Linked DNA regions of Homo sapiens: all the other regions are linked to region 1. Evidence: chromatin loops called from intact Hi-C (ENCODE). Cell type or tissue: dorsolateral prefrontal cortex. All regions are shown on one strand.

Region 1 (8,000 bases):
TTTAAAATAAATATATTTAAAAATAATTTTAAAAACTTACTTTAAAAAATTAAAGTGTAATAAGAGCTTTACATTGATGTTCTCTGTGTACCTCTCTCTGTAGATTGGATTTAGCTGGTGAAATTTTGTTAAGCTCTGTGAGGCACCCCCCAGGAATCAGCTTCCTTGTTACCTGGAGGAAGCTGACAATCGATGTTAACTACCCTCAAAGTCTGGAATGAGGACTGAAAAGGAGCTGGATCACAAAGTAAGAAGACAAATCTTTCTTTCTCAGGACTGGTTTGGACTAACAGCTCTAGCAGCTTTGCACAGATGACTGATCCTGTGCCTAGGCCTGACACGTTCTCAACAGATGTTTCCTGAATCAAACATCTCCATAAAAATATAGTTCTTCAATGTGCTTCGGAAACATGGGTTTCATCAATTAAATGTGAGGCTCATCTATAAGGCATAAACCCTTCCAAATCAAATGCAGCAAATATGATCGTAAACTTGCTGTTATAGGAGATGCTATGCTATTCCACATAGTTTGTGAAAGGTCTGTAGCTTAAGAGGGAGGCAGGATTAAGTGGAATGTGGAGACCCCACATGTTTGAGGCGGGGTCTGTCTTAGCAAACGTGGCTGGCTGTATCACCACTGTGGACATGTGCCACCACTCGGGGGCGCCTTGCTGTCTCTGTAGGGTGCTGGAGACCCAGTTTGCAAGCCTGCAGCACTCTGCTGGTCGTTCTGGAAGCTCCTTTCCACATGGCCCAGAGATTCCCGTTAAGGTCTTTAGTTTAACTTTAATGAATGCTCCAGACCGTGGTGTTGACAGACAACAAATATGAGTTCCTGTGCAAGATGTCAATTTACTAGGCTCTTGCCAAATTTCTCTTTTCTTTTTTAAAAAGAATAGTACCATATTTGGAGGCTACATGTTTACATTTAGAGTTTAAAATGTGGACTGCTATAAAGGAATAAATTGAGAGATGGTTTGGTGGTTTACATTTTTCCCTTTGATATATAGCACATGTTAAAACCCCCAATGGCTTGCACAGTGCACACACCACACTCCTTGATGGGCCTGCCTGCTGGGTCTGGAATGTACAGGTCCACCTTCTGCCCAAACCCGGGCAGAGTGGGCTCTTGGCCCCGACCATCCCTTGAGCACATATATAACATGTGCTATATATCCCTTGATATATAGCACATATTAAAACCCCCAATGGCTTGCACAGTGCACACACCACACTCCCTGATGGGCCTGCCTGCTGGGTCTGGAATGTACAGGTCCACCTTCTGCCCAAACCCGGGCAGAGCGGGCTCTTAGCCCCGACATCCCTTGAGGCTCTTAGCCGCGAGCATCCCTTGAGTCTGCGGTGGGAAGCTAGACAGTGGGTTCCAGGCGGGCAGGCTGCCCAGTCCTCTTCTACCCTGTCCCTCATCATACCGTCTCTTCCTACCTCTCCCTCCATCCTTCTTTTCCTCCTAGCGAGCGTCCATTTCCTCCAGAGAGCTTGACACAGATAGACGGGAGAGAGAGAGAAGCTTGTCTTTTGTTGTTTATACAGCACGGTCCATTTTATTTTCTGGTTTGGATTTTGGACTCAAGTTTTGGAGTTTTCCTGTTGGAGTGAATGTCTTTGGGTGACTCTGCGTGTGGGGTGATGGCTGTCCCTGTGCCCCTTCTCTCAGCTTGCTCAGGGCGCCTCTCCACTTTCCAATCTTCCTCACCACACTGAACTTTGAAAAGGAGGGGATTGAAGGATTAAACATACATTTTTTTTTTTGAGACAGAATCTGGCTCTGTCTTTCCAGCTGGAGTGCAGTGATGCCATTGATCATGGCTCACTGCATCCTTAAACTCCCAGGCTCAAGCAATTCCCCTGTGTTGACCTCCCAAGCAGCTGGAATTACAGGTGCACCACAAGCCTGGCTAATTTTTTTTTAATTTTAATTTTTTTGTAGAGACAGAGCCTCACTATGTTGCCCAGGCTGGTTTCAAACTCCTGGCCTCAAGTGATCCTCCCACCATGGCCTCCCAAAGTGCTGGGATTACAGGCATGCGCCACCATACTTGGCAAATATATGGTTCTTTAAAGCCCTTCATGGCTCCATTTTTGGGGCTGCCATGAGTCTCTCTCGTACACTCTGGGGAGAGTGAGGAGGGAGGTGGAGAATAACATGGGGAGGGAGGGGGCAGTTTTTGCTGTGTGACCACCACACTCTGCCCAGGCCCCCCCTGAGGCCCTGGGCTACCTTTTCTGTACCCCATCACCCTCCCTACCCAGGAACCAGCCCTGGGCACCGACTGTGACTTCTCCGTGGCCAGGGGAAAGAAGAAGGCTTCAAGTGGATTGGGAGCAGCACATTAGATGTGTCAGCACAATTGCTCTTCTTTTCACATGCCCTCATTGGCATCATATGTGTATATATATAATTGTGGTAAAATGTACACAACATACAATTTACTTTTTTTCTTTTTTTGAGACAAAGTCTCGCTCTGTCGCCCAGGCTTGAGTGTGGTGGTATGATCTCAGCTCCCTGCAACCTCTGCCTCCTGGGTTCAAGTGATTCTCTTGCCTCAGTCTCCCTAGTAGTTAGGGTTACAGGCACCCGCGACCATGCCCAGCTAATTTTTGTATTTTTAGTAGAGATGGGGTGTCACCCTGTTGACCAGGCTGGTCTCGAACTCCTGACCTTAAGTGATCCGCCCGCCTCAGCCTCCCAAAGTGTTGGGATTACAGGCATGAGTCACCATGCCCAGCCCTACAATTTACCTTTTTAACCATTTTCAAGTGTACGGTTTAGTGGCATTAAGTGCATTCACATTGATGGTGCAGCCCCACCATCCTGTGTATGTTATTTTTCACATGTGCTTTCCAATTAATTATTTCCTGCATTCTTTCAGCCATAGGGGATATGTCTGGGCTATGATAAGCCTTCAAAATGAACAGGAGGTTTTGGGTGAAATGGCCCTGAGGGCAACACCGAGCAACTCAGGTCCAAGTGGCCGGTTCGACCAGGTCGTGACTCCTCAATGCCAGCAGAGGGCGCGAGCGGACCGACCCTTGCAGCTCCGGGCCTCCCGCTCCCCGCGGATGCGCAGACCCGGGAGGAGCGCTGGTCCAGAGCAGGTGCGGAGAGCAAGTCAGCCAGCACGCACCAAGCAAGAGTGCCGGGTGACGTAAGGAACGCGGGAGCCCAGCAACATGGGAGCTGTTTAATTTTTTCGCCAGTTTTCATCGGTGAACGGAATTCTCAAGGAACAATCTTTCTCCCCTCTCTCCCAGCCCGCCTCGTTCTTTGCTTCCGAGCTTTTCTGGTTCCAGGGGGCAGTTAGCAGCATTTTTGGGGTATTTTAAACGGGATGGGCGGTTCTGGGGTATCCAATACCACTCAAGGCAGGCAGAGGCCCATGGTGTGCTGCAACGTTGGTGTGAAATTTGACTGGGAGACAATCAGGAAATGAGAGAGCATTTCTCGACTCTGTAATGGTGTGGAGCGAGTCATATCTATCTAGAGATGGGTATGGCTGGGAACGCGAAATGTTTCTCCAAAGCCCCTGCAGTCACTCATGGCATTACTTAGAGAAGACATAGAAATCAGGACCTCCAGTCTTCACGTGTCTGAAGAGGACCTAGCTATGAATAGCAGAACACTCCACTGGCAGGGGGCTGGCTAGGCGGCAGCCATGCCCATTGTCTACAGGCAGCTGGGATATTTTTAGCAAACAACCAAGAGTAAAAGGAAGAATTCTTTAGGAAATGAAACTCTGGCAATTATAGCCACAGAGAGTCAGATAAAAACACACAGATATTGTCAACAAAAAACGTAAAAAACAACTCTATTATTTTTAAACCTGATAACCTAGAATTAGTTAAAAAGAAAACTCCACTCAAAAACAAAAATGACAAAAAAACAAAATTCAAACCAAAAAAACCCCATGATCTTTAAGAAATCTTTACTAGAAAACAACTCATTATCTAACAGATTTTTAAAAAGCATTTTCTCTTCTCAATGATGAAAAAGTACTTTCCCTCCTTGACCATTCACTACTCCTTGTCTATGAACAATTTCAGGAATTAAAAACAAAAACCAAAAATCAAACACCAAAAACCTCTTCTAACTTGCTTTTCGTCACTTTTTTTTTGTACTGCACTTTATTTTCCAGGTCATCTTGCTTTCGTATTAGCAAAAATACACTGAACTTTGGAGTCTCTTTCTTTCCTATCTCTAGCTGAAAAATAAAGTTCTCTTATGCAAATGAATGCCTTATGTCTGACTTTCTTGGGTCTATGTAATGGGGTTGCTGGCATTTCTTTGACCTCCTAGTAGAATAATTAGGTGCTCTAGTTACCAAGCAACAGAATGTCGGGTGACATAGGAGCAGAGATTTCTGGGCAGACACGGGAAAGATGGAGCCTGCCTCCTGGAGAGCCCAAACCGGGACTGCATCTCTGTGGGGACACTGAGCCTCCTGCCATCAAGGTTGATGCTTTCAGGTAGCCAACTTGGCTCCACTGCCCCCAGACTGGGCACAGATGGGATGCCTGCCCATCCTGCATCCCTGTGGACCTGATTGTATGCAGTGCCCATTTGAAGAATTCAGTCACCTCTTCACCATCAAGATCACTCAGTCCTTGGTCCTGGGGAGGAGGTATCGCCTGTCCATGTCTCTGGTATTAAAGTCTCGACGTGGCTGAGAGGGACTGACCCCATGCACTTAGGGTTCTGAATGGTGACTTTTGTGTGTCAGACTATAAAACCCCTAAAGAGGAAAAATACATATGGTAGCATGGGAAGATTTTCTCTGTCTTTAAAATTTTGTCTTGTAAAACCGAGTAAATTCTTGAAGTGGCACATCAACAAAAGAAGGATATTATACAAAGATGTATGGATAGGGCTATTGTCCCAAAATATCCATGTGTTTAGGGGAAAACTCCCAGAATGTCGACTGCGAATTTTCCTGATGTTGAGATTATGCGATTATGAGTAGCTTCTAATTATTGTCATACATTTCAATATTTTTCAAATTTTCTACAGTTGATGTTGCCTTTACATTAGAAAATATAAACATGTAAAACGTACCTCTGTATACATGTGTATGTGTGTGTTGTGTGTGTTGTATGTGTGTATGTATGTGTGTGTGGGTGTATTGTGTGTTGTTTATGTGTATGTATGTGTGTGTGTTATATGTATTTGTGTGTGTTGTGTGTGTTGTATGTGTGTATGTATGTGTGTGTGTTGTGTGTGTATGTGTGTGTTGTGTGTGTATGTATGTGTGTGTGTTGTGTGTGTGTGTTGTATGTGTATATGAATGTGTGTGCATATTTGCACAATGTCCCGGGGTTTGCTTTCCAAAATGTGATTGTCTTTGTATATCACCTAAAATCTGCTTATTCCTCCAGGGGGAAAAGGAAAAAACTCACTTCTGAGCAGGGCCCTGAGTTGCTTTGTGAACTGCTAGCACTTCCCCACGGCCCTGAGATTTGGCAGGTAGGAATCTTCTTCTTAGCCCCGTGATCCTCCTGCTGTGTTTTTGGCCCCGTCCCCGGAACTTAGATTCCTCAGCTGCAGTTCATAGTGATAAGAGGTAACATTGGTTGGGCACTTATTTCTTCACTGGATGCATATTTTCTCTCATTAGTCCTTGCACTGAGCCTGAGAGGGAGGCTCTGCCATCATCTCCACTTTTCCAATGACAAGACAAAGACACAGGTGTGGCCAAGACCCCTGCATCACCCACCAGCCACCCTGTTCCTTCTAAATGGGGTGGCGGGGCACCCCCAGGGCGTGTGAGGCTTACAAAATCAATTTCACCAAAGAGGTTCTTGGGAATTCAATAACATATTGAGATTAGTTGTTTAAAATACATTGAACATTTCAGTGTATCAAGTAGAGTCCACACACTTGGTCCAATCTAGGTCTGGGTGAGAAGGCTGCCTTCTTATGGGATCTGGTTGGATGCACAGGGGATAACAGGTCCCGCTGAGACACGGTGACCATGTGGTCCAGGCCTCTGTCGATGGGTTGCCTCCTGCTGTCTGGGCAAAGACCTGACCTCTGTGGATGTGAGAGACCGAGGTTTACGCACAGGCTCATGGCGGAGAGACTAAAGCAAGCACGGCCCAGACAAAGTCCGAGGTGATGCTGGGAGGAACTCCAAGACCGTCTGTCTGCTCTGTGGCTTTCCTGGTGCAAAACCCCTGCTGTGTTAGGGCTAAGGTCTACCTCATATGTCCCTGGAATAGGGAATGTATTCATTTACATTCTTACTCAAGAACATGGTTGATGTAACATGTTTCCCTGGCAGTCTATCTTGAGAAGTTTCATGGCAATCATTTTAACTAGCAACCACTCTAGAACAGTAATAGGCAAGTCAAGTTAGTGTCAGTCTATCCTAGACACATGCAGAACCACGAGTCTTTCTGAGGGATGATGACTGCATAGACTTCAGACACATGGCATGTTGAAATGGAGCAATTGTGAATGAAGCCCTAAGCAGCGTGGTGGACAGAAGTGTTGAAAAAACATCTGGAATGCTGAATTCTTATCGCTGCCAGTCACTGCATGACTCTGCAAGATTACAACTCTAAAATGCTCCTTATCTCAGGATTCTAACTAATTGTAACAACTCTGGTTTTTTTGATTGTCATACATTTAGGAGCAAGACAACTTTGCAGCTGTCTTTCCCTTAACAGATCACACAGTCTTCGTTTTTTTTTTTTTTTTTTTGAGACGGTCTCACTCTGTCACCCAGGCTGGAGTGCAGTGGTGCAATCTTAGCTCACAGCAACTTCTGCCTCCCAGGCTCAAGCAATCCTCCTGGCTCAGCCTCCCGAGTAGCTGGGACTACACACACCACCATGCCCAGCTTATTTTTGTACTTTTAGTAGAGACAGGGTTTCACCATGTTGACCAGGTTGGTCTTGAACTCCTGACCTCAAGTGATCTGCCCACCTCAGCAGACGATCTTGGAGTTCCTCCCAGCATCACCGCTGACTTTGTCTGGGCTGTGCTTGTTTTAGTCTCTCCACCATGAGCCTGTGCATAAACCTCGGTCTCTCACGTCCACACAGGTCAGGTCTTTGCCCAGACAGCAGGAGGCCACCCATTGACAGAGGCCTGGACTAGATGGCCACTGTGTCTCAGTGGGACCTGTTATCCCCTGTGCGTCCAACCTCCCAAAGTGCTACGATTACAGGCGTGAGCCACCAGGCCGAGTTGAGATCATGCAGTCTTTTGGCTCCAGGTTGTGACATTCTGTGGTGACTTCTAGTAGATCTCTGCTCAGACCCAGGCACTCATTTATTCAGTCAACAAATGTTTATGGAGCTAGGAAAATGAAGTGGGAGACAGTTCTCTGCCTTTAATGATTGCACCTCTTAGCAGAGATGCCCACAGCCCTCTAGACACAACGACACTTTGTGTTTGTGTGTAACAGACAGCGAGGACTCAGGTCAGGGTTTAACAGAAGTATGTTTGCACTAAACACATCTCTGTGGGTTTGGAGTTGGCCTGGCTGCGTCAGAGTGGAACGCAAATGAGGTTTAAGTTATGTGCAATTAGAAATTTCTCTTTTCCCCTTCGTCTGGTTTTGCTCATCGCTAATCTCATTTCTTGCTCTCATACCCATCATCTGTCCTGGCATCAACTTAGCAGAACAATGTCTATGAAATTAAATTCACAACAGCCTTGGCAGCTGATTCGGAATCTAGTCCTGATGTCATCTGGATCCTGGGCTGCGGCCAGTGTGGAGGCCCTGCAAGGAGCAGAGCAGCAGCGGCAAGGCCGTTTGTAGACAGGCCTGTTGAGCCCCGTCTCGCCTTGGGGAGGGCAGCAGGAGGCTGAGCTCTGTGCCGAGAAACTCCAGGGACCATTAGAAACCCTGGAATTGCTTCTTCCGGAACCTTAATCCCCATGACTTAAGGACACCAGGAGACAGACTTCCACCTTTTGGATAAAATCACTCCTAACAGTTAGCTAGTCACCTCCAAACAACACCGCATGCTAA
Region 2 (8,000 bases), 930 kb after region 1:
ACTTGCTGTCTTAGGGAGGCTTAAAGCCTCACCGGGAGCCAGTTGAACAATTAGAATATTTAATGGATGTAAATCTCATTTAAAAAATAATATTATTTTATTTGGGTCACTATATCTAACATTAAAACACTAGGTAAAATAGGGGAAATCTCTTTGTTGGTAAATTTGACTTATAGGTGACGTTTACAGGGAAATTCATTTGATTAATTAATTAGGTCACATAAATGTAATTCAGTGGTTGCAGCAAAACAATTTTCACATAGAGTAATTGAATTTTCAAAACATAGAATCTTGAAATCTATTTCTAAACAGTGAGAAAAGCCATAGCTCATCAATGCAAAAGCCAGCACATCTGTGGATTCAGAGGAGCATAGACATTTGTTTATAATAAAAAAGGTATGAGCTCTTCCACCAGGGTCTAACTCCGAGCCAACAGATACAAATAAATAAATGGTTTACGCGACTGTTTCACTGACACCTGCTGGCACCATGAATATACTAAATTAGATTGGCTGTTGGGAAAAGCAAGTGGAGTCCAAGAAAACCATAAATGGAGAAACTTGCTGTGAAAAACAAAAATGATTTTACTGCTCTTGGATAAGTCAGACTTACTACTAATGACAGGCTGAGGCATGGAATCCCCTGGGAAGTTATTATTAGGCAATCCATAAGTGTTTGCTGAATCCATCAATGCTGTTCATCAGCTCGAAACCTTCTTCTGACTTCTCATTGTCTGCCCTCCCCCGGTCACATTTGGCAGGTTTTCAAGGTCTTGCTCCACTCTGTCCGTTCCCTCCTGACTTACCGCTGGGCAGGTGTGCACCCTTTGCAGGCTCCACTCACCCCATCCTCCTTCTACTTCTCTGAGCCGTGCCCCGCCACCTCCCCCCCTCCGTCAAGCCCACCTGGGCTCTGAGTCTTCCCACCACTTCAGACCACCCATACTCACACTTTCTAGATGCCTGCTGGCCTTCACTTTCTTACCATGCATTTCCACACTTCATAGTTCTCTACAGGTTCTTAAGTGCTTATTTCCTCTCTGCAGGTCGATTATAAACACTTTCAGGACGGAGAAAGCTTTCAGAGGCTTGAGAGATCCAGATCCATAGTTTGTACTTAAATGTATGTGTGTACGTGTATATGTATATACATACATATGTACATGTATACATACATACACATGTATGTGTGTATGTATACATACACGCATACACATAAACACACATATCTGTTGACTGCCTGAAAGTCTACAAAACCTTTATTCCCTAGAGCCTCATCTTGGTGGCATTCGCATATCTTTTTTTACTTTTTGAGACTGAGTCTTGTTCTGTCACCCAGGCTGGAGTGCAGTGGGGCAATCTCAGCTCACTGCAACCTCCGCCTCCCGGGTTCAAGTGATTCTCCCATTTTAGCCTCCCAGGTAGCTGGGACTACAGACACCCACCACCATGCCTGGCTAATTTTTGTATTTTTAGCAGAGACGGGGTTTCACCATGTTGGCCAGGCTGTTCTTGAACTCCTGACCTCAAGTGATCCGCCCACCTCAGCCTCCCAAAGTGGTGGGATTACAGGTGTGAGCCACCGCGCCCAGCCTTATACCATCCTTGAAAAGGCTCTGGTTTCTAAATGAGTCCTACGCATCAGCCTAAATCCTACTTTGACCTGGTGGACCATCTTCACATCAGCAGGGTGGAGTTAGCACCAGCCTCTCTCTTGCCCCACATTTAATCACCCCCAAATCATTCCAGAATGATTCGGGGCTTCATGAAAGAGATTACCTTCCTATTGGGTGTGCACTCACCTTCCCATGCCAGTTTTCAACCTGGAAACACTGTGATTCTGGGATATTTCCTTAGAATGTAAGCTCCATGAGGACGGGGGTCTTTTCTTTTGTCTTCTTACATTTCCAAACTCAATTCTATTCCCTGGTGCCTGGAACAAGGCCTGGCACACAGCAGCGAGCCCGAGAGTTCTTGCTGGGTGCAGGCCTGAGGGTCAGTCTCACCCGGTCGTAAGCGTACCTGGAGACGCCACAAACATGATCTGTATTTTGACACTTTCTCGCCAGTTAGACAAGTCAACCAGTACATCATGAAGGACAGAATGAGAGCGCAGGCTCTGGGGCCCAACACCCATGTTCAGATTCCGCTCCTGCCATGCATACTCAGGTGACCTCCTGTGTCCATTGACGGTCCAGTGGCTCAGAGGGGCTGGGAGGGCCGGATGCATTCACAGGTAAAGGAAGGGTGCCTGGCACAGACCAAGTTGCACTGTACGTGGGTTTGCGGCTGCTACCGGACCACCGCCCCAGCATCGTGGCGATGACTCCACTTTATTTCTGCTTTCCTACGTGGGTGTGGGCGTTGATTTCGCTCTTGTCCTACCTCAAGACTTCTTTAGTGTGTTCTTTTCTCTCCTGTTTAGGCTCCCAAGAAACATTTGCAAAATGGGATTATCCGTGGCTACCAAATAGGTTACCGAGAGTACAGCACTGGGGGTAACTTCCAATTCAACATTATCAGTGTCGACACCAGCGGGGACAGTGAGGTTTACACCCTGGACAACCTGAATAAGTTCACTCAGTACGGCCTGGTGGTGCAGGCCTGTAACCGGGCCGGCACGGGGCCTTCTTCTCAGGAAATCATCACCACCACTCTCGAGGATGGTAGGTTCGGCCGGGGCCTGGTCGTGGCTTTTCCCTCCGCAAAGGTTCCCTCGGGTCTGCCCCGGGGCTCCCCCAACCTCGCACTCCCCCGCCCCACGACTTTGCAGTGACCTGCAGGGCCTGGGGTCTCGGGTGGAAAAGCCTTCCCTCGTGACCTCGCCCACCCCGCTGATCTGCCCGCCCTGGGGCAGGGCTGGACTGCAAAGCCAGCAAGTCCCTCCCTTTTCAGACTCTTCCTCATTCATTTCAGGTACAAGAATTGGGCTTTTCTGGAGTGAAAACAAGGCTCTCTCTATTACTGCAGAAGTCTCACGAGAATGCAGAAATGCTATTTGCTAAAAAACTTTCTCCCAAATGTTAAGAAGGTTTTTTAAAATTTATTTTATTTTTCATTGTTTCCTATTTTCAAGCATTCTGAGTACAGAGAAAAGGAATTTTCAGATTGCACAGTGATCGATCGCCCCCTAGCGGCCGAGATAAATTAATTAGCCCTTCCACCATGTCACTGAGAATAACCCAGAAGCTCAAATTTCCAGTAGTGCTTGAAAATAGAGAACCCTGGTATCCAGAGGCACAGTGTTTTAGGCAGGAAGTTAAGATATGGGGTTATTTGTAGCAATAAGTGGTAGCTTTGAAGGCAGGAAGCTGGCACTACATTTACCTCTTGTGCAGTTAGTCATTTGATCATAGATTTTTTTTTGAGACGGAGTCCGGCTCTCTCTCCCAGGCTGGAGTGCAGTGGCGCGATCTTGGCTCGCTGCAAGCTCCGCCTCCCGGGTTCACGCCATTCTCCTGCCTCAGCCTCCCGAGTAGCTGGGACTGCAGGCACCCGCCACCACGCCTGGCTAATTTTTTGTATTATTAGTAGAGACGGGTTTTCACCGTGTTAGCCAGGATGGTCTCGATCTCCTGACCTCGTGATCTGCCCGCCTCGGCCTCCAAAAGTGCTGGGATTAGAGGCGTGAGCCACCGCGCCCGGCCCTTGATCACAGGTTTGCGGAGGCAGATAGGACTTGCACCTGTAATATCTGACAATTTTTGCGAGGAGAGGAGTCTTCAATGACTTGCAGCCTGAACACTGGAATTGTCTATCTTCATAATTGCAATAGTCGTTAAATATGCCTTTGTTTTTGCTTCAATGCTCATTTTTCATTAAGATGCGTGTCTCAGCCAGTATTTTGCACCGCCCCAGCGCCAACATTTAAGGTTTACAAAAGCTCAGTACTAAAAATATTTTCAATATTCTTCTGACCTGTCTATGGTCTCTCTTCCCTCTAGAGAAAGGGATGAGGATGAGACAGGAGAAATCTATGATTATGTTTCTACTTTTTAGCACTTTACAATGGTTCAGCTTCCAATTTATATGCCAGATATTACTAAATACAGAGGTACCGTACTCTATAAAGTAAATGCAACTTAAAGAAGTAACTTCCAAGAGTAAGGGGAAAATAAATCAGACAAACAATGATTTTCTACTCAGGCAATAAAATTAAGAAGGGTACACGACTCAAGTCCCAACAACTGTCCTAAAAGTAAAGAAACTAAGTTGGAAAGAGAGACTATGGAATCCATTAGAATATATGCATTGACTCATGATATTTTACTGAGCACTGAGTTATCATAAGATTTTTCCAGGGAAGTGATCTTTGTTATTTTTTCTTTCATTTTGGGGTTGAGTGCAATTTTTTGCTTGCATATTGAAATATTAAAATACGTTGCTTTTTCGGTTATTGCTTTGCTCATAAACCACCCACAGTTATTACAGATTCTAATTATTTGATTTCAGTGCCCAGTTACCCCCCCGAAAATGTCCAAGCCATAGCAACATCACCAGAAAGCATATCAATATCCTGGTCCACACTTTCCAAGGAAGCCTTGAATGGAATTCTCCAGGGGTTCAGAGTCATTTACTGGGCCAACCTCATGGACGGAGGTAAGAGGACTAAACTAGGACTTTGGGTTTGCCTCCAGAGAATGCATGATGGAATTTGCAGACCCCTCCTAGTTCCTAACAAGGGGCTCAGGATATGGCGGGCACCTCTTTATCAATAGACACTTTCCCCTTTTCTGTCATCCCTCATCTGACATTTGAACAGGTCTCTTTGTTTAAAACATCACACACCTTCGAAACCCAAGTTGAAGCCTAGGCGGGGGCGGCACTTGGGAAATTTCAACATGGATGTATTTTCCTAATTATGTCTATGTCAAGGCTCTGCAGGCAGCACCAAAACCTCCATCTCTATCTAGAACATTCTGTGTGATATGTATTCTAAAATGTTGGCCTCTTCCTACTTCCCAAATAGAACTCCGCGGGGAAACGTTAAATTTCCTGTAGTTGTGCTGTAAGTGGGTGTGGGAAGAGTGCCCAGGCACATGGAGGGGGGCACTCAGGAGGGGGCCAGGAAGTTCAGGGCCCTCCCGTTTTGTCTCCTGTTTCTCTTTCTCCTCTTCCTTCCCCTTCTCCTCCTCTCTCTTTTCCTTGTTCTTTATCGTGTGTGTGTGTGTGTGTGTGTGTATTTCAAGTGGTAGGGCAAAATGTTCCTGTTTGTTTAGGGCAAGGCTTTGAATAAACGACTTTCTCAAGTGGACATAAGATTGGGGCCACAAGTTTCTTGCAGCAACACCTCAGTGTCTTCGCCCTCAGGCTGCGAGTGGTGCCCACCAGGCTGGGCCGGGCTGCGTGAGTGTGCTGGGGCAGAGCGAGGCTGCAGCCCCCAGCAGGAAAGGCCTCTGGAAGCCTGCTCACTGTCTCTGTCCCAAGCCTGGGGGGCCCACACCTGCCTCCTCCCCTGCCCTCCATTTCCAGCCCCCTCCTGCACCCCCCGTCACTGGACAGTACCTTCCCTCTTGTTTGGGGTTTCTTTTCTTTTTTTGAGACAGGGTCTCCCTCTGTCACCCAGGCTGGAGTGCAGTGGCACGATCTCAGCTCACTGCAACTCTCCACCTCCCCGGGCCCAAGCAATTCTCCTGCCTCAGCCTCCCAAGTAGCTAGGATTGCAGGCGTGCACCACCACACCTGGCTAATTTTCAGTATTTTTAGTAGAGATGGGGTTTCGCCAGCTTGGCCAGGCTGGTCTTGAACTCCTGGCCTCAAGTGATCTGCCCACCTTGGCCTCCCAAAGTGCTGGGATTACAGGCGTGACCCACCACGCCCAGCCTGGGGCTTCTTTCAACCCCTCTGACTGGGTGTGATCCCTGATGAGTGCTCACCTCTAATTTTGGGCAAATGCGGTCAAGGACCTATCCCTTCCCTGCTCAGGACCACCTGGATCTGTTCTACCAGGCAGACCCCTGTCCCCATGCAGGTAAACATAGGGCTCCACAGGTGGCAGCAGCCTCCACGGTTGGTGCAACAGTAAAGGCAAGAAGACACATGAGCAGCACAAGCATTACTGGCTCAGCGAGCATAGGCCTTTGAGCCTTAGCTCTGCATGTCCCTAACTGTGTCCCTAACATGTGTTTCTCAGGACTGAGAGCAGACCTCATGCCTTTGTTGCCACATGTAGTACCTGGAGCACTACCAGCCATGGGAGGCAATCTAGAAGGACCCCCCCCCGCCCTCCTTGGTCCTGCAGTAGACACATTTGCCAAACACCCACTCGACACTGAGCTCATGGGAAACACCAAGGTTGCTGTGTCTGTCCCTGTGGAGGTTCCAGACCAGTGACCGAGGGAGATGCTAATGAATACAGAACCACAGACCCAAGAAGGGACAGCCCCACAGAAGGGCAGATTTAAGTAGATGATTCTGTAACACCTTCACCCCTCCCACCTAAACACAAGTTTTAAAACACCCCAGAGTAAAGAGCAATGAAAATTTGCAAAAGTCATCTATTTTTATGGACAAAATACCATAGGATATCATTACATATGTTTCTTCTGATTTCTACTCCTTATATTGAGTGGATGAAATTAAATACCCTTAATGTTCTTTGAAAGGCAGTGTTATGCTAAGATGTCTTTTCTGTTCTTATTGGAAATATTTCAGAATCCAGTGGTGACTTCATCCACATCACCCATATTTTCTAAGCTCACTCACATTTGCTAGCATTGCCTGCTGGTATCTTCATTCTAAAATGAAAGATGTGGCTTCATACCTTTAAAGCTTTGAAAACTTGAATATTCAAAAACATAATTCTTTAAACAAAGAAATGCTTGGGAGTGTGCATGCAGCTTTTTAAAGATACTTTCACTCATGGGATTAAAATCAAAGTGATGAGATAAATGTGCGATGTAGAAGTCTGCACTTCATTTCCGAAAGATAAGCAAGAAACCTTCAGAAACATGAACCTGCCTGCGAATGGTCACTCTTCCTGCTACCTGAGAGATTTCGTTTATGAGGCAGGTCAGTTCACGGGGCTACTGGACACTTTTGCACAAACTCCCCAGACTGCAGCCTCCGGGACTGGCTGGATTCCCACAGACACTGAGCAGGAAGTGACTGCTGACCGACACCACATACACGTGCGCACACACCACACATACATGCACCCCACATACACCACACACCACACATACCACACACACACCTCACAAACATCACATACCACACCACACCCACACATATCCCACACTCACCACACACACCACACCTCACACACCCCACATGCACACACAACACACATACACACACCCCACATACACCACACATACCACACCACGCATACCACACACACACACCACACATACACCACATATCACACCACACACACATCCCTCATATACCACACGCCACATGACACACACCCCTCATACACATACACAAACTGCATGTACATCACCCACCACATGACACACACTCCATATACACCACATACCACACCACACGTACACAAACACCACATACACCTATGAAAGGAAAATATCTTTTTGGCCCCCAAAATCACTAAGGAAAAGTCAAGCTGGAAACTGCTCAGGGCCAACCTGCCTCCCATTCTATTCAAAGTCACCCCTCTGCTCACTGAGATAGATGCATATTTGATGGCCTCCTTTGGAAAGGCTGATCAGAAACTCAGAAGAACGCAACCCTTCCCCTCTCACCTACCTGTGACCTGTAAGTCCCCTCCCCGCTTCCTGTCTTCTTGCCTTTGCTTCAGGTTGTCCTGCCTTCCAGACCGAACCAATATACTTCTTACCTATATTGATTGATGTCTCACGTCTCCCTAAAATGTATAAAACCAAACTGTGCCCCGACCACCCTGGGCACGTGTTGTCAGGACCTCCTGAAGCTGTGTTGTGGGTACGTCCTCAACCTTCGCAAAATAAACTTTCTAAATTAACTGAGACCTGTCTCAGGTTTTCAGGGTCCACATACCACACCACACACACCCCACAT
Region 3 (8,000 bases), 600 kb after region 1:
TTGCAGCTAACTGCTTGAAGTTCATGTTGGTTATGCTAAACCTTAGAGAAAGAAAGCTACCGTTTCTGAATCTTTACCACTTATGTTTTTATCCGCTCTGACACATTAAAGGGAGAAAAATACCAGTAAAGAAATGGCTAGAGAAAATGGAATATGACAGCTAGGGTCTAGGGAGGAAAACCGTGAAAATGTCTGTAATGAAAAGAAAATTGCTAGACAAAAATAATTTGTAATTTGTCTTCTACATGTGGCATTCTAAGACTACTGAATCAATATTGCAAGTTCTTTGTTAGCCATAATAATAGTAATTTTTAATAAATGCCCAGGTGAGGTGGCTCACACTTGTAATCCCATCACTTTGGGAGATCCAGGCAGGAGGATCCCTTTAGTCCAGGAGTTCAAGACCAGCCTAGGCACCATGGGGAAACCCTCTCTCTACAAAAAATACAAAGATTAGCCATACATGGTGGTGCAAACCTGTAGTTCCAGCTTCTTGGGAGGCCGAGGTGGGAGGATCTCTTGAGCTGGGGAGGTCAAGGCTGCAGTGAGCCAACAATCATGCCACTTTGCACTTCAGCCTGGGTGACAGAGAAGACTTTGTCTCAAAAACCTAATAAACAAAACACTTCAGGTGCATGACTAAGAGTAAGCTTCGTGTTGGGCTCAAAATGCTGTTCAGTTGAAGGCGCTGGAGAAGAGAGGGCAGAAAGCTCTTGGACTCTTGGACAGCCTCGCAGAAGCAAACCTTGCTCCAATGAGGGAGGCACCAAATGGCACAGGTGGCTTTGGCAGGACGTTATTGTAAGCCTGCCACGTTTCCGTGGCATACAGTTTAGGATCCAAGGTTCTTTAATATTGTGTTTCCATAGCTTTTTCCTGCAAGGCAGACACGTAACATTAATGAGCTCACAGCACTCTTGGTTTTAGTCGTAGTTACTGAATCCTCATTGGCTGAAAAGCTTTGTGTATTAAGTTACACAATTTTTTTCTTTTGCATCCAAACTTGAAATAAAACATACCAATTTGATTATTTTATATTAATTATAACATGACTTACGTCATTGTGGTTTATTGAGGTTAAAAATTGATGTGCTATACTCAGAAGACAGAAATGATTATTAAGATAAAAGAGGCCCCTGTAATTCTATGCCCCAGAGATTAACATTTTAAACATGTTGGAATAGATTTCTCCTTTCATTTTGCAGTGAAAATATATGGGATTACATTATTCTAAAACCGTTTTTTCCACTGAACCTATTACAGCACTTTTCCATGGACTACATATGCCTCATTGTTAAATTTTTTAGTCAAACACTACATGCAAATAATTTTAATGTCATATGGTTATAAAGAAATTATAACAACAAAAAACTGAGAATGCATTCCCCGTTTTCCTCCCACGAAGAAATCACTCTCATTATTTTTTAACTAAATTTCTGGTATTTAATTTTTTTCAATCTTATTCATGTATTTATTGACTTCATATTGTGATGGTTCAGAAATTTAGGTCACTTTGCCCATATTCCCATCCTCCCAGTATGTCTTACATTTTAGTTAAATCTATTATAATCATGTAAATATTAAGTGTCAAGCCAAGTTGTGTGCTATGATTACATTTTTCCTTTTTGCTTTAAACATCTAACATTTCCACACTTCAAAGCACAAAATGATTTTCCACATGTTCAACTTTGTCAGGGAATTTATTCTATTTTGTTTTTCCAGCAGAGACAGCTCCAGGAGCCCCTCTACCAGCCTCCAATCTGAAGGGGCTGCCACCTTAAGTATTCTTCTCATGTCTCCCCTATGCTGGATTTCCTATTTCCTAAATCCTGTGCTTTCCCATGTCTTTTTTTCTCCCTCCTTTCAGCGGGACATACCATCCATCATTTCTGAGAAAGGATGCATGAGAAGAACATTTTTAAGAACTTATGTTTGCAAAAAGAATATAAGTTTGGAAGTAATTTTTATCTTAGAAATTTTAAAAATTGCAAAGGGAATGATTTCTCCATTGTCTTTTAGCTGCCAGGGTAGGGGTTGTTATAGTTCTGATTGCTGACCTTCGGGTGTAAGTTCACTTTCTTCCTTTTGGGTGGGCAGTGTTGAGGCCATTCTCTTTATTCCTGAAGTCCCGTAACTTTATGAAGGTGTGTGTGGCTGTAGTGTGCTGGGCACTGAGTGGCATCTTGGAATGCAAACACTCCTGCCCCTCAATGTAGGGTGATTTCCCTGTATTTCTTTATGGATGATACCATTCCTACTCTTTCCACCTTTCTCTCCCGCTGGAATTTCTACTGTTCAAACAGACCTCCTGGATGGAGGTAATTTTTTTTTAAATCTTTATTATTTTGTTGTACAAATCTCCTCCTTTTTGACAGTTCAGAAATTTTCGACTTTTGGTTCTTTTCTTTATACTAACTTTCAGAAAATATCTACACTTCCATCTTAAATACCCAATAATCTGTTTCAGTTTAGCCAGAGAATAAACCCCTTAGGCTATCGAGATGCTTCTGGAAGCAGCATAATGTGCAGCTGAATGTGCAGGCGGGGCACGAGGACGCAGAATTTCAGGAAACCCCTCCTTGTTCAGCCCTTGCCCCACTCCAAACCCCAAAACCTTTGAGGCCTCCCCCTCCCCAATCCTGTGTGCAATATTTGCTGTTTTTCCATTTACTCCCTGACTTCAGATTGTTGAGCTTGAGTTCATGGACATTTCATAGTAACCCTGAAATATTATAAGTCTCTGAAATAGTGTATTTCTCTTCCTTTCTCTTCTCGCTCCTTCTCTTCCTCCTCTCTCTGTCTCTGCTATGAAATTAACTAGTTTCTTATTACAAACCAAAAAGTATCTCAGACAGGTCTCAATCGATTGAGGAGGTGCACCCAGGACACAGGTCTGTGCCTTCCTCCAAAGATGATTTTGAGGGTTTGGGGATTTAAAGGAGAAAGGGCAGATATTGGGGAAAGAGAAAGAGAATTTTAAATTTCAGTGAATCTTTATTTTTACATAAGATAAAATAAACATAGGGCAGAGGAAGCAAATCAGATGTGCATTTGTCTCAGATGGGCAGAGGAATGACTGAGTTCTGTCCTTCGTCCCGCACCTGTGAAGATAAGCTATCAATTTATCTCGTCAGGGTGAAATGCAACAGAACTATTTTAGGGTAAAGATCTTGGGGCCCGCAAGGAATTTCCTAGTGGGCAAATTGTGAGGGAGCTATGTAGTTTTTTTTTTTTTTTTTTTTTGGTTAATCTTTGTAGCTATCTTATTTTGGAATAAAATGGGAGGCAAGCTTGCCTGATATAGTTCCCAGCTTGACTTTTCCCTTGGGCTTAGTGATTTTGGGGTCCCACGATTTATTTTCCCCTCACATAATTGATGACATTTTAGTCCTTATTCCTTTACTTTTACTATTTTTAAAATTGCTTATAAAATCCCAATATTTGTGTATTTTTTAATCAATTCTTAGATAAGTTACTGCTTACTATAAATTCGTGTACATTTTACAATATTCCATATTTTAACAAATTACCCTCAAAGACATATCAAATTATTAAGTTTCATTTCTGGAAAGTATGTATAAAAGTGTTGATTCTTCTCTTACACTTCCTGACATTAAGCGTTATTTTTTAATCAATTTTATATACAAGTCAATTTTATGCCATCATTCATACTTCTAAATACGTACTTTTAGAAAGCTACATATTCCTGAAAACAGAACACTTATTCTTTCCACACAAAATAGTCATTTGAAAACTTCTGCAGATATAGACAAGTAAGTCATAAAACATTTAAATGTGTTTACAGAGATCAAGACTAATTATTTTGTAGATTAAATCTTTGTGTGCGTGTGTGTGTTTAAGAAGATTGTGGGGATTAAATCATTGTGTATATGCACAGTGTTTAAGAAGTTAATGTGCTGGAATTAAGAGGCAAAGGCAAATAAAATTGTTTCTAAAAATTTGTGACCTATCTTTGTGTCAGAAACAGCTTATATTTAAATTTGTTGTTTCTATAAGTCCACTTAATTGTCTTGATTGTTTAAATACAGGTAGAGTAATAATGATCAAAATCTGGGAGCCCTCTGGTGGCCAAAATATCTTTAGCTACAGACATACATCTTTGGCTTATGTTCTAGGTTCTCAAGATCTAGTTATTTTAAACTTCTTGAAAGTATAGGCATTTAAAAATAATCAACAGATGAACAAAGTGAAATAAACAAGAAAAAAATGTAATTGCATTAGGAAAACAATGTAAATTTGAAAAGTGATAGCCAGGTTCAACTCAGTTCTTGTAAGTGTTTTTGGAAACTGGCAAAAATCAAATGCATGTATTTGTCCGGGAGAAGCCACAGTATCATTGGAACCTTGTCCACTCTCAGCAATGCAAAAGCCCTTTGAGGTGGTCCCATAGAAATTTATAACATGTTACCCTCAATGAAGTGAAGGCATTTAAATTGGAGGAAAAAAGAAAAGAGGTGTGTTAGCTGTCTTCAGAGGTCAGAAGGGATTCTTTGTCATAGGATCACATTCCTTACCTGGACAGTGCAGGGAGAAACGGAAGCTGAAAAAACAAAACAAAACAAACAAACAGTTTCAAGTCCATTTAAGAAATAAATTATTATTAAAAACTATTTTTAAAAATGGACTGCCTTGATAAGCAGTGAGTTGCCCATCACTGTGAGTACTCAAGCAGGGAGATGGAAACACACTTGTTAGAATTGCCATGGAGGGGACTCAGGCTCTCAAGCTTGGGTCTAAAGTACATGGTCTCTTCCAGTGCTGTAACCCTGGGGCTACGTGGATCAACAATCAACCATCAGGTAGGAACTGTTGATGGCCTCAGAGCCTGTCTCTTTAAATCAGAGTTTCAGGAATGAAAAGTGATATTGGCATGAGAGGTCTTGGGTCTAGACAGGAGTGAATGTCATTTGTCTCAAGTTCTAGGAGGGGTAGATGTATCCAGCTGCATGCCGCCTTACTTCTGAAGGGATAAAAGCAGAGATGGCTTCTGATCTCCAGCAACTCCTTAGTTGTTCATAAGCAATGAATTTAGAATCACAGATGGGACCACACATATGTCTGTGGGATGCTGGCGTTTCTTTCTGAACAACAGTTCCATTTTTATTGCACTCCTTGTGACCACATCTGCATGTTTCACAGTCTTTTTGAGATTTTTGCAGGCATGATTCCGTCACCCAAAACAGCAAGGATATGCTACTCTTATTTCTATGCCTTCAAAAACAAACAGATCTGCAGATTTGACAACCTTGCTGAAAATATTTTTTTTTTTTTTACCAAACGTGTTTATAATCAAACAAGTTGTCAGAACAAGGGGTCATTGTTGCTTTCTCAAGTATTTCAAGAGTAAGCTGTAATGGCATTTGGAGAGAGAATATAATTTTATTCTCTAGAACAGGGGTGTCCAGTCTTTTGGCTTCCCTGGGGAACATTGGAAGAAGAATTGTCTTGGGCCACTCATAAAATACCCTAATGATAGCTGATGAACTAAAATAAATTGCAAAAATGTCTCATGTTTTAAGAAAGTTTACACATTAGTGTTGGGCCACATTCAAAGCCGTCCTGGGCCGCGGGTGGCCTGCACGCCACGGGTGGGACATGCGTGCTCTAAAGGAAATGAGATGAATGGCTCGTCTCATTATTTTTAATGGAACAGAGCTTCTGTAGTTGATCTGGATCCATTTGAACAGGTGATTTAACCCACTTGGGTGCCTCAGTTTACTCATCATTGAAGGTACCTTTTCACATGCAGTTCTATATCAAATGTTCAAACAGAGCTTTTGGGAGACGTTTAAGCTCAGACCTGAAAGAAGAGAAAGAGCCGCTCATGATAACTGGAATAACAGCATTGTGGGGAGAGAGAAAAGCAGGTGCAAAGGAGGCCAAGAAGCATTTCATGTGTTTCGTGCAGCAAAAGGACAACACATCCCAAGCCAAGTAGTAGAAGGATAGATTGATGAGAAAGGATGTTGAAGAGACACACTGATGCCAGATCTTGCAAGATCTTATATGTACATGAAGGGAATTGGGATCTTATTTTAGTGCAAAGACGAGCCACTTTTAAGCATTTTAAACAGACGAAAACAATTTTATTTACATGGTTCAAAGATGGTTCTGGGCCAGATGCGGTGGCTCACACCTGTAATCCCAGCACTTCGGGAGGCCAAGGCAGGCGGATCATGAGATAAAGAGATCGATACCATCCTAGCCAACGTGGTGAAACCTCATCTCTACTAAAAATACAAAAATTAGCTGGGCATGGTGATGTGTGCCTGTAGTCCCAGCTACTCGGGAGGCTGAGGACAGAGAATTGCATGGATCTGGGAGGCAGAGGTTGCAGTGAGCTGAGATTGCACCACCGTGCTCCAGCCTGGCAACAGAGCGAGACTCTGCTTCAAAAAAAAAAAAAAAAGATGGTTCTGGGGAGAATGAATTAGTGACGGAACAGGAACAGATGCAGAGAATCCAGGTGCACTTGGGACTGAACAGGGTGGCTCTTTCAAAGATGGAGGAAAGTGGGTAGAAGTCGGATATATTTTAAAAGTGGGCTGGACAGGAGTACCCTGATGTTGCAAGTGAGGAAAACTGAAGAGTCGCAATGACTCCTGTTTTGTTTTTGCTTGGACAGTGCTTGTAGATAGAATGAAAAGCAATGCCTTTGTGTGTATGGGGGTTCTAAAGTGAGGGAGTCATGAACTGAGGCTCAGCTTTGGGAACCTTACATTTAAGTGACTGTGAACAGTTTCTACCTTCCTCTGAGCCTGTTCTCTATTTTTCCCCATTGTACTCATCACTTTCTAACATGCTACCTAGTTTATTTATCTTGTTTATTGTTTCTTGTCAATCTCCCTGCTCCACCTGCTCCCTGCTCCTGCATTGAAAGGAAGGTCCATGTGGGCAGCGATTTACTGATTTACTTTTATTGATGTTCCCAGAACAGTCCCGGAGCCTCCAAGGCATTCAGAGAACCTCTGTAGAGGTGTGAAGGAAGCAGTCAGGCTGCAGAGTTCAAAAGAGAGACTTGGGAGATAGAAATGTGGGAGAAATTCATATGTGGATGGTAAAATCATGAAAATGGATATGGTTACCTCAGGAAAGAGTGTGCAGATGGTTCAGGAAACAGCTGGAGAATCTCTAGTTGATGTTTGGAGGGGAAGGATGAGATGGCAAAGCAGAACCAGCAGTGGGCATTTTATCAGGTGAGAGGTTAGAGGGGGATTGTCCTAGAAGCCAAGAAAAGAGAGGAATTTCAGAAAAGGAGGTGCTCACCTTCAGAGGTGCTTTCTAGTGAAGTATGAGGTAAGGCCAACAGTTGCGGGATGGGTGTCTAGGGATGAGAAGACAAATGATGGAGCTCAGGGAACAAGAAGGATGCCAAAGAGGCTGGAAGCAGATGTTAATGATGGTGCAGCCTTCTGGAACCAGCCTCTAAGGAGCAGGGGTCTGGACCTGCACATGGATGGGTGGTGCCAATCTGTGATTTGAAAGCCAGCATGGGGACCAAGGATGGACCTTCTCTTTATCTGGTCCTGATGAAGGTCAGGAAGAGCAGCAGCCTATGTTGCAAAGGATGGGGTGAGATTGGGTCTACAGAGGATGCCCAAGTTTCAGTTAAGACCTGGGGAAAGTGGGGATGATCAGAGCCTATGCTGCTGATATTGGAGGGGAATTTCAGAGAACACACTGGAAGAACTGATGGAAGAAGGGGTGATTGGACAAATGAGCAGACATTCAGTGCAATACCGGGTGGTCTCGGTATGAGCAGTGAGGCTTGCATTTCTGATGCTGATTGAGATGGACAGAAGAATATCAGGGCACTGGGCATAGTTGTTATTGGATGTTCAGCTATGTCCAGCTCACCACATGTGATTTAAACTAGGCATTTGGGGTTTATTTTTAAAGTGCATTTTAGAAATTCCCAGATAACTCCTTGCTTGCAAGCCATTATCTAGTAGGTGTGCAATAATAATGAGCTTCTCAAT
Region 4 (8,000 bases), 220 kb after region 1:
CACCCAAATCTACAGAAACCCTTCTCTGCCCCTTGCCATTTGACTTCAGGCATCTTGATCCTGTTGGGGTTTAACTGTATTCCCTTCTCTCCAAAAGATAGGGTGCAATCCTAACCCACAGTGCCTCAGAGTGGGACCCTATTTGAAAGTAGGGACATCAAAGGTTGCAAATGTAATAAGTTGAAATGAGATCATACTGGAGTAGGGTGAGTCTCTATTCTAACATAACCACCATTCTTGTAAGAAGAGTAGAGACGCCCAGACACTTGCAGGGATAAAGAAAGCCATGTGAAGACAGAAGGTGAGATCAGAAAGATGCAGCTGCAAGTCAAAGAGTGCCAAGGATGGCAGCAACCACTAGAGGCTGGATGAGAAAAGGGGAAGCTCTCCTGCAGGTTGCAGAAGAGGAGGTTCCTACCAACACCTTGGTTTTGGACTTTTAGCATTCCAAATTCTAAGACAATAGGTTCCTGTTGTTTTAAGTCACCCAGTTTGGGGACGTTTGTTTCAGCAGCCCTAGGCAACTAATGCAGGTCCCCCATGGGAAACTCCTTATTGCCTTGATCAGAATGAACCCCACAGGTCCAGCAGGACTGAGGCTTCCCACGGTGGAGACCTTACTGCCTAAAATGCCCTCCTTGCTCATCCCTGGCAACATTCAACCCCCAACCCTTCCTTTAGCACAAGGCTCAAAGGCCATTGCTTCATATATGCTCTTCCTGGTTCTCCAACAGAAAACAGAGGAGTAACAGATGCTATACTTGGATGATGTAACCTGGATGATGTAACTCCTCAAATGTGCATTGTTCCTTATTTAGCATCAGTCAAGTGAGCACCAAGGTGGCCTCTTTGACTTTACCTTTCTTCCCCTAGGATGGCTGACCCAGAGCTGCAGGAAGACAGAACTGGGGAAGGGAAAAGTCTGGATGGAATTGTTTCAGGTCAAAGGTTGATCTTCCAGAGGCTACACTGATTAGGAATACAAAAGGAGGAATCACTGGAAACCTAAGGTATTTTATAAAGTTAACTTTTCCAGATGTTTATACTCTCAGGGCAGAATCCCCTGTCCTTGACTCAGTTTTGCATGTTGACATCTTAACTGAATTTGAAAGCTCAACGTTCTTGCCATTTCCTCTGAGACTTCTATATGAAGTACAGTACTCACTTTCCCTCCTAAATTACCATGGCGCTTTATGTGTACACATGTGTGCATATCTGAGGACAGGCTCCGCCTTCTACCTGCATTAGAGATCTCCATTCCAGCCCACAAATACTTACCGAGCATGTACTTGGGCCAGGCCATGAGGATACCTTCCTGAACAGGAAAGAGTGTCTGGTCTCATGGAACTCACAGTTTAGTGAGAAATAAGTATGTTTCTTACTGAAGTCTATTACGTAAATACATTTGAAAAGACACTGGTGCATGTGTTAGGCCCATTCAAGGTCCTTCACCCATTCACCCTGTGGCAGATGCATTAATAGACAACCACGGAGAGGTGCACTCACACGGGGTCCCATCTGGTCCCAGGCAAAGAAGGGCCTGCACTTGGGGTTGAATTCTCTGTAGTCACCATCTTGAAATGTTTAATGATATCACCTCTGTTTTACCTTTTCTAAATCCAATGGGACAATGGAGCATGAAGAGGGCTTGGAGCCTTGGCTTCTGTACCATCCTGCTACCTGCCACCTGCCACCTCTCCTTTGGGAGAGGTTCTTGGCTGTCCACTTCCCAACCCCATGTTCCCCCAGCTCTTGAGCAGCCTCTGCCCCTGCAATTGTTGCTGCTTCCCAACAGGGTGGCAACTGCATCATTTTGGAACAGCAAGCCTGTGTTCTGCCACCACCTGCCATCTCTGGTGAGTGTATGGGCATGTGTGCAGGACAAGCACTGTGCAGGAGTTCAGAGAAAGGCCTCGCAGTGACCATCCCCTCAGCAGGCTGGCAGTGCCAGGGCACATTCCACAAGTGGCCAGAGGCTTGTGCCCACCTCCAATCCAGATACCCAGAGCTTCCCAGCATGGAGGTTGCAATCCCTGAGGGATCTCCTGTCCACTGTACATTGGGACAGTGGGCTGTGGGAGAGAGACAGTGGCTTCCCCACCCCCTAACTGTGGCTGGCCACAGCATGTGGGTGCAGCCAAGGGCAGGGAAGCAACTGGCAAGTGGAAGCCTCTTGTACTGCACTGAGTCACCTGGAAGGTCTGTGGGGTCTGTACAGGGGTGCATTCCCACGCCCAAGGAAGAGCAGCATGTAGCAGAAAACACCATGACTGGTTGAGAGAGGCAGGAAGAAAGGAGGAAGTGTTCTGTTTTAGCACTTGTTATGGTGCTTCTTTTTCATTTTGAGAAAGGAGCTCTCCATTTTCATTTTATAGTGGACCCCACAAATCATGTTTCCAGCCCTGCTCCCAAACTCAGTAACAGTTAACCACAGCCATCGCTAACTACAGTGACCATGTGCTGTCAACGGATGGAAAGATCTTCACACCTCTGTGAGTTAAGAACTGTGATAATTTCCAGTCTGCATATGAGGAAATTGAGGCTCGAGTCACATGCAGAAGCCCCACATCGGGGTAGTGGAGGAGCTGCAATTCGACCCTGGGTTTCCCTGACCCCAGTGCCTGGGCACCCTTGCAGGTGGCTAGTGTGCAAGTAAGAATTAATGAATAGGTCAACCAGCCAGATGCAGGGACAGAATCAGGCCCATCCCCTGCCTTCCTGGGTTGCATTTGGGAAGGACCAGGGACTGAGCACCCAGCATTTGCAAAGCCAGAGGATGCTGGTTCTGGTGCGTGGTACTGGGGGCTGGGCCTGCGCAGCCTGAGTGGGCGGCAGCACGTGATCACCTGCAGCTGCAGAGCCGTGGTGAGCCAGGCAGCATCACCGGCTCAGCTGACCCTTCCTGGTACACAGGGCCTGGCCATCTTGTGCCCAACCCTGGTAAAGCACCATTTTGTTTCTGCCTCACCATTTGCTTCTCCTGTGTTTTGTGAGCTGTCTGAGATGTGCATCATTCTTCTGTATTTGGAGGGGGACATGGAGCCCAGTTAGGATACCTAGTGCCTAGGAAAAAGCCTACTCAATTTCCCTTGAAAATGTCTCCCTTGACCCCCACCGAATGCTTTTTTTCAGTCCTGATTGTCCTGACTGTGAGCATTCCATCCTGGCTTCTACACTGGGGTGCATTCCAGCCCTGTCGGTCATTATATTGCAAAGTGATGGATAGATGTACGCCCTTGTGAGAGCTTTAATTTAAATATTATCATGACTTCAAGAATCATACAGAACATTCAGGAAATGTTAACATATTGACTTTTCACAGAAACGTGAAAGGGGCTATATGTTTGGGATTACTCAAATTATCAGCAATTTCAATCAGCTTTTTTATGCGCCATTCAGAGAGCAAAATTAGAAGTGCTTGTGTTTGCATTCTACCATGTATTCAAGATAATTAAAAATTAGCCCGTGAAATCATAGAGATCTTTACAGTAGCAGCAAGGATTTGGAAGGAGCATTTCCCTCTAAGCAAATGAACTGGACTTTTCTGAGAGTAAATACGGAATCGGAATCCAGCTGCACATTTTATTAAAACTACGAGCATTTCATGTTCACCTCTCCGTGGCTGGCCACCTTCCGCAATAGTCACCCCGGCCATCCCTTATTAGCAACCGGCAGGAAAATAACTAAAAATAAGCAGCTGTTGAAATGATTATTTAAGCCTCTAAGAAATTCCTCCTGATGACTGTGCGTGACTGTGCGGTGGCTGCGCTCTCCCCGGTCCTGCCTCAGTTCGGCTGCACGTCTCTGCTGCTGCTTTAAGACTGCAGAGCGCCCCAGCGGCCAGAGGCAGGGGAGGGGTCCCTGCTCGCCTCCGCGCTCGGCTTCACTCGCCCGGCTCGCAGGCAGGGAAGGTTGGCAGAGGGATCCATGTGACTGAGGCCGGAGCACGGCAAAGATGAGCCTGCCCGCCCGCCTGCTGCCTGGATGCGGAGGGTGAGGGCTGGCGCACGGGAGGCCGCTGGCTGCGCATTCTGGGCGCCGAGTGCCCGGGATGAGCTCACGCCCGCGTCTGCGGCTCTCTCCACCTGCCGACCTGCCGGGGGCCCACTGAGCTGACGGCGCACCTGGGCTCCGGCCGCAGCGTGGGGCGCGGCGCCCGGGAGCAGGTGTGCAGGAGCGCAGCGCGCGGCGAGCGCAGCCCTCGCTCCGGAGCCCGGCCGCGCCGCGTGCCCGGGCGGCTAGGCAGCGGCGGCGGCGGCGGCGGGCGGCGGGCGGGCGGCGGCCCCCGGGCAGGTGCCGAGCGGCGAGCGGAGCCGGGCCGGGCGGAGCGCGGGGGGCGAGGCCGGCGCGTCGCTCGCGGGAGGCCGGGGAGCGGCAGGGGCATGTGGATACTGGCTCTCTCCTTGTTCCAGAGCTTCGCGAATGGTGAGCCTTTCGGTTTGTGATGAATTTCGTTTCCTTATCATTGACCGGGGGGGCGGGGGGGTGGGGGGTGGCATTGGATGCATGGGTAAAGTCTTCTTTCTTTTTCCGCTTCATCTGTGTTTAAAATTTCGTGCTTTTATTTATTTTTTAAATATCATATTTATTTTTTGGGGGAGAAGAGGTGGCAATGGAGAGGCCCGGGAGAAATTGCTCTGTAATCATTGGAAGGCGCTTACCTAGCCAAGTGACAGCTCAGAGCCTAACTCCAGTACTAGAGAGCTGCCTCATTCAGAATAAACCAGGTTTGGTGACAGAAGGAGAGACAGGAAGATTGCCACTTTGAATATTACAACCTGGAAAGGGATGTGACATTCCAAGTGCACGCAAGTGGAGGGGTCAATGAGGAACATCTCCCTTCAGATTCAATGCTTTTTGAGATTTTTCAAACACGTAATTTCATGCTAGTACAATGTATCTCCAGCACCAAGGAGGGCTTTAAGAATGTTCTGTCCTTCTATGCACCCCGTGCTGCTTCATGCTCCTCACAGTCGTTTATGTAAAAATATGCACTGATAAGCATTACATCATCTGAAATGTTGACAAATTAAAAAAAAAAAAACACCTGTATAGTTGTAAAAATGAAATCAGTGAATATTGTAAATAGCATACATTTCCTCATGCCCAGCCAATATTATATTTTGAAATGATTTCTTCCTGGGTATTTAGAAAGCTATTGCTCTTGACTGAGTCAGACCCAATTAGTAAGTGTGACTGCACCTTAGGCTGCCTGTCACCGCATAAATATGAACTTACATGTATGAATGGCTTCCTCTCTTGTGGGAACCAGAGGAAATTGTCATCATTTGACATCGCCTGGGAGTAGCTACGGCTTAAATTCCCATTTCAAATTTTGGAACACACATCTGCATAAAATGTATAACCTACTGACAGTTGAAATTAAACCATTAAGCAGAATCCCCTAGCCAGAAGAGAGGAGAGAGAGAGAGAGAAAGAGAGGAGGGAGAGAGAGCGAGACAGACACAGAGACAGAGAGAGAGAGAGAGAGAGAGAGAGAGAGGAGAAGAAGAGAAGGTAAAAGAAGAGAAGAGAGGAAATCTGGCCCTTGTGAGAAAATACGAGAAGCAAAGGGGAGGCTCTAAGATTTTCCTGGAAGACACACAGGGAAGCTCTGTGTGTTGGCTGCAAGGCAGTGCATTTTCTTTGCCTACCTAGACAGTGCCTAAAGAATCAGCATACCAACAGGCCAGAAGAAATGCATGAGCATTGTCAATTTTTTAAAAAAACGGTGACTAAGAAAAGGTAGAGTTGAAAGAAGGTACTATCAAAATGAACATGAAAATGATACTTTGCTCTCCAGTATAACCTAAAGCAAAGTGTTTGAAACTTTCATTTTGAGATTTCCTAGCAGGAAAGAATTGCAACAAGTTCTGACAAGACACCCATCTTTCCCAGAGGGCACCATACCTGTCCTGTGTCCTCCTGGGAATTTCCCTTCAGGGACAGATGTGCTTAGGGAACATGCGGAGATGTGTCGGGGAAGTCAGCCCTTTCTGCTCTTCTGCTAATGCGACCTCCTAAGAAATGTAGAGATGCCTACACATGTGTTCCAAAGACACAGAGCCTTGACACCCTGTTTCGCCTGTCAGGGAGTACCTTTCTGAACTCCTTGGAAAGGCCTGGGTTATAAGAAGAAACAAAATTTGCACCCCATTGGGAAGTGTGTGTTTCAGGATGATGAAAGAGGCTGTGCTGGTTGTCAGTCAGCCAGTATTTATTTACAGTTTTAGCATTTTGTATGACAAAATGGTATGGAAGAATTTATGATACTGATACAGACTATTAGCCTCTGATACAGAGATGCTATATGTGTGTGTGACTTTTTTTCTGAATCAGCATTTTATAACTAAAATAAACAATCATAGAAATAATTATATATGGTAATACAATTATATGAAACCTCAAATATTCTGCAATATGAAAAATATATGCAAAAATTATGTAGGTACTCATATAGTGAGTTCTGCAAGTATTATTTTCAAGACTTTTAAAATCAACTGATAATCACCATTATTGTAATAAATATAGGTAGATTCCACAATATTAGACATAAACAGCAAACACAAATGAATATTTTACATTGCTGTATTACGTATTCTGATCCAATCTAGCAGAAGGCTATGGAACTGTCTTGTATAAAAATGCCCCTCTCTTTATATGATCAAGGATGAAAACATTAAAAGCCTGCTGTAAAGCTTTAGGATCTTTGAAGGGGGGAGGGGAAATCAGCTTTAAACAGTTTTCTAAGGTATGGTGTTCATTACATACTGGGGAAAGGATCATAAAATATATAGACATGTTGAAATAAAATAAGAATCCAGTTTGGAACTATGCCTGTTTGTAAGACCATATTTCAAAAATATAAGAGTAAATGGTTTCTACCTATCTGAATTAAACTTTAAAAAATTGAGAATATTTTTGTCAACAACTGTCATATTTTGTTATACCTCAACTTTGAAAAATTTCTGAATGTGTGTGATAAAAGATTGATGAATTCTAATACCTAAACTGATTATTGCTAGGCCTCAAGCATCAAAATGCCTGACATGATAACTTTTTTTTTTCATTTGTAAAAGATTATGTAGTTTAATATTTGGGGCTATTAAAATAAGCCCACAATACATCTGCATTTTAACAGTAGACAACAATATTTTTCTTATTGATGTATCAGAAGTACAGTTATTTCTTAATAAAAGTATGGTTGCTAGACAGGCTGCAGGCAGTATTTTTGAAAAAAAAAAAAAAAAAAAGAAGAAGTCAGTGACCAGGCCCTTCATAGGTTAAACCCTTAAATGAATGACCTCACCTGATGAGGTGCAGTATCGTGTTTTAAAGCAGTCAATTTGTTCTGCAATGTTCTGGAAATACACGCGAGCTTCTGTTACAGTGCAAGGAGCCAAGGTACACGTATGTGCAGACACTCACCCACACACGTCCCTCGGTGTCTTCTCAGCAAAGCTTCCTACTGCATTGTGTTTCATTACCATTTCTCCTGGTTTTAACCCCAGAGCACATTCTAGTTTAAAATTATTGCTAAAAGAAGAGCCAGGCCTTCAGACAAACAGAATGATGAAGAATTAGATTTATTATATGTAATATAGTTTTGCTAGTATCCTGGCATCTCTGTTTTTACACACACACACACACACACACACACACACACACACACACATGCATGCATTCCTGACATCATCTTTTCCTGAGCTGTGGGATTTTCAGTTCTACTGCATCCGCTTTCATGGGGCCTGAGGGTCATGGAGATTAGAGACGGTGGGGTGCTGGGAGTAAGAAGGTGCTCATTAAAGAGAAGATGAGTATGCAGCACCTTTGAGCTTCATCCATTCACTTGATAGGAAATTACAGAGCACACGCTTGCTATTTTATTTAATTAGAAGCAGACCTTTGTAAATACAAATGCACCTTAAGGACTTCAAAGGTGATTTTTATTTAATTCACATAAATGTATGTAAGGAAGAAATGTTATCAGGTGAACAATT

What was found. Peaks named below come from ENCODE experiments on the same cell type or tissue, not always from the same donor. Only the 100,000 strongest peaks of a DNase experiment are listed, where the experiment ranks them.
Region 2: a loop joins it to region 1, with 7 times the contacts of the local background. A loop is called at or near these places in 78 of 110 quality-filtered maps.
Region 3: a loop joins it to region 1, with 11 times the contacts of the local background. A loop is called at or near these places in 59 of 110 quality-filtered maps.
Region 4: a loop joins it to region 1, with 13 times the contacts of the local background. A loop is called at or near these places in 14 of 110 quality-filtered maps.

What each region holds. Positions count from the first base shown.
Region 1 is chr21:41,064,263-41,072,262 of GRCh38, reverse strand. No RefSeq gene overlaps it. Among named protein-coding and RNA genes, the nearest start is that of LINC00323, 80 kb to the left of the region's middle. In dorsolateral prefrontal cortex, CTCF peaks have their summits at 684 (motif pointing right), 2,841 and 3,043 (motif pointing right); DNase peaks (open chromatin) are centred at 668, 3,062, 3,639 and 7,758; H3K4me3 peaks cover 1,095 bases; H3K27ac peaks cover 901 bases; H3K27me3 peaks cover 478 bases.
Region 2 is chr21:40,139,156-40,147,155 of GRCh38, reverse strand. It overlaps DSCAM (DS cell adhesion molecule), which reads left to right. Exons shown (of 33, transcript NM_001389.5): 17 at 2,425-2,665; 18 at 4,452-4,598. Among named protein-coding and RNA genes, the nearest start is that of MIR4760, 69 kb to the left of the region's middle. In dorsolateral prefrontal cortex, CTCF peaks have their summits at 2,942 and 3,142 (motif pointing left); a DNase peak (open chromatin) is centred at 3,145.
Region 3 is chr21:40,463,174-40,471,173 of GRCh38, reverse strand. The region is part of intron 3 of DSCAM (DS cell adhesion molecule); the gene reads left to right. Among named protein-coding and RNA genes, the nearest start is that of DSCAM-AS1, 84 kb to the right of the region's middle. In dorsolateral prefrontal cortex, CTCF peaks have their summits at 3,898 and 4,097 (motif pointing left); no DNase peak of the experiment used is centred here; H3K27ac peaks cover 1,850 bases.
Region 4 is chr21:40,843,044-40,851,043 of GRCh38, reverse strand. DSCAM (DS cell adhesion molecule) reads left to right here and starts at 3,886. Exons shown (of 33, transcript NM_001389.5): 1 at 3,886-4,425. The coding sequence starts at 4,383. In dorsolateral prefrontal cortex, no CTCF peak of the experiment used is centred here; DNase peaks (open chromatin) are centred at 2,842, 3,876 and 7,413; H3K4me3 peaks cover 4,823 bases; H3K27ac peaks cover 5,129 bases; H3K27me3 peaks cover 1,773 bases.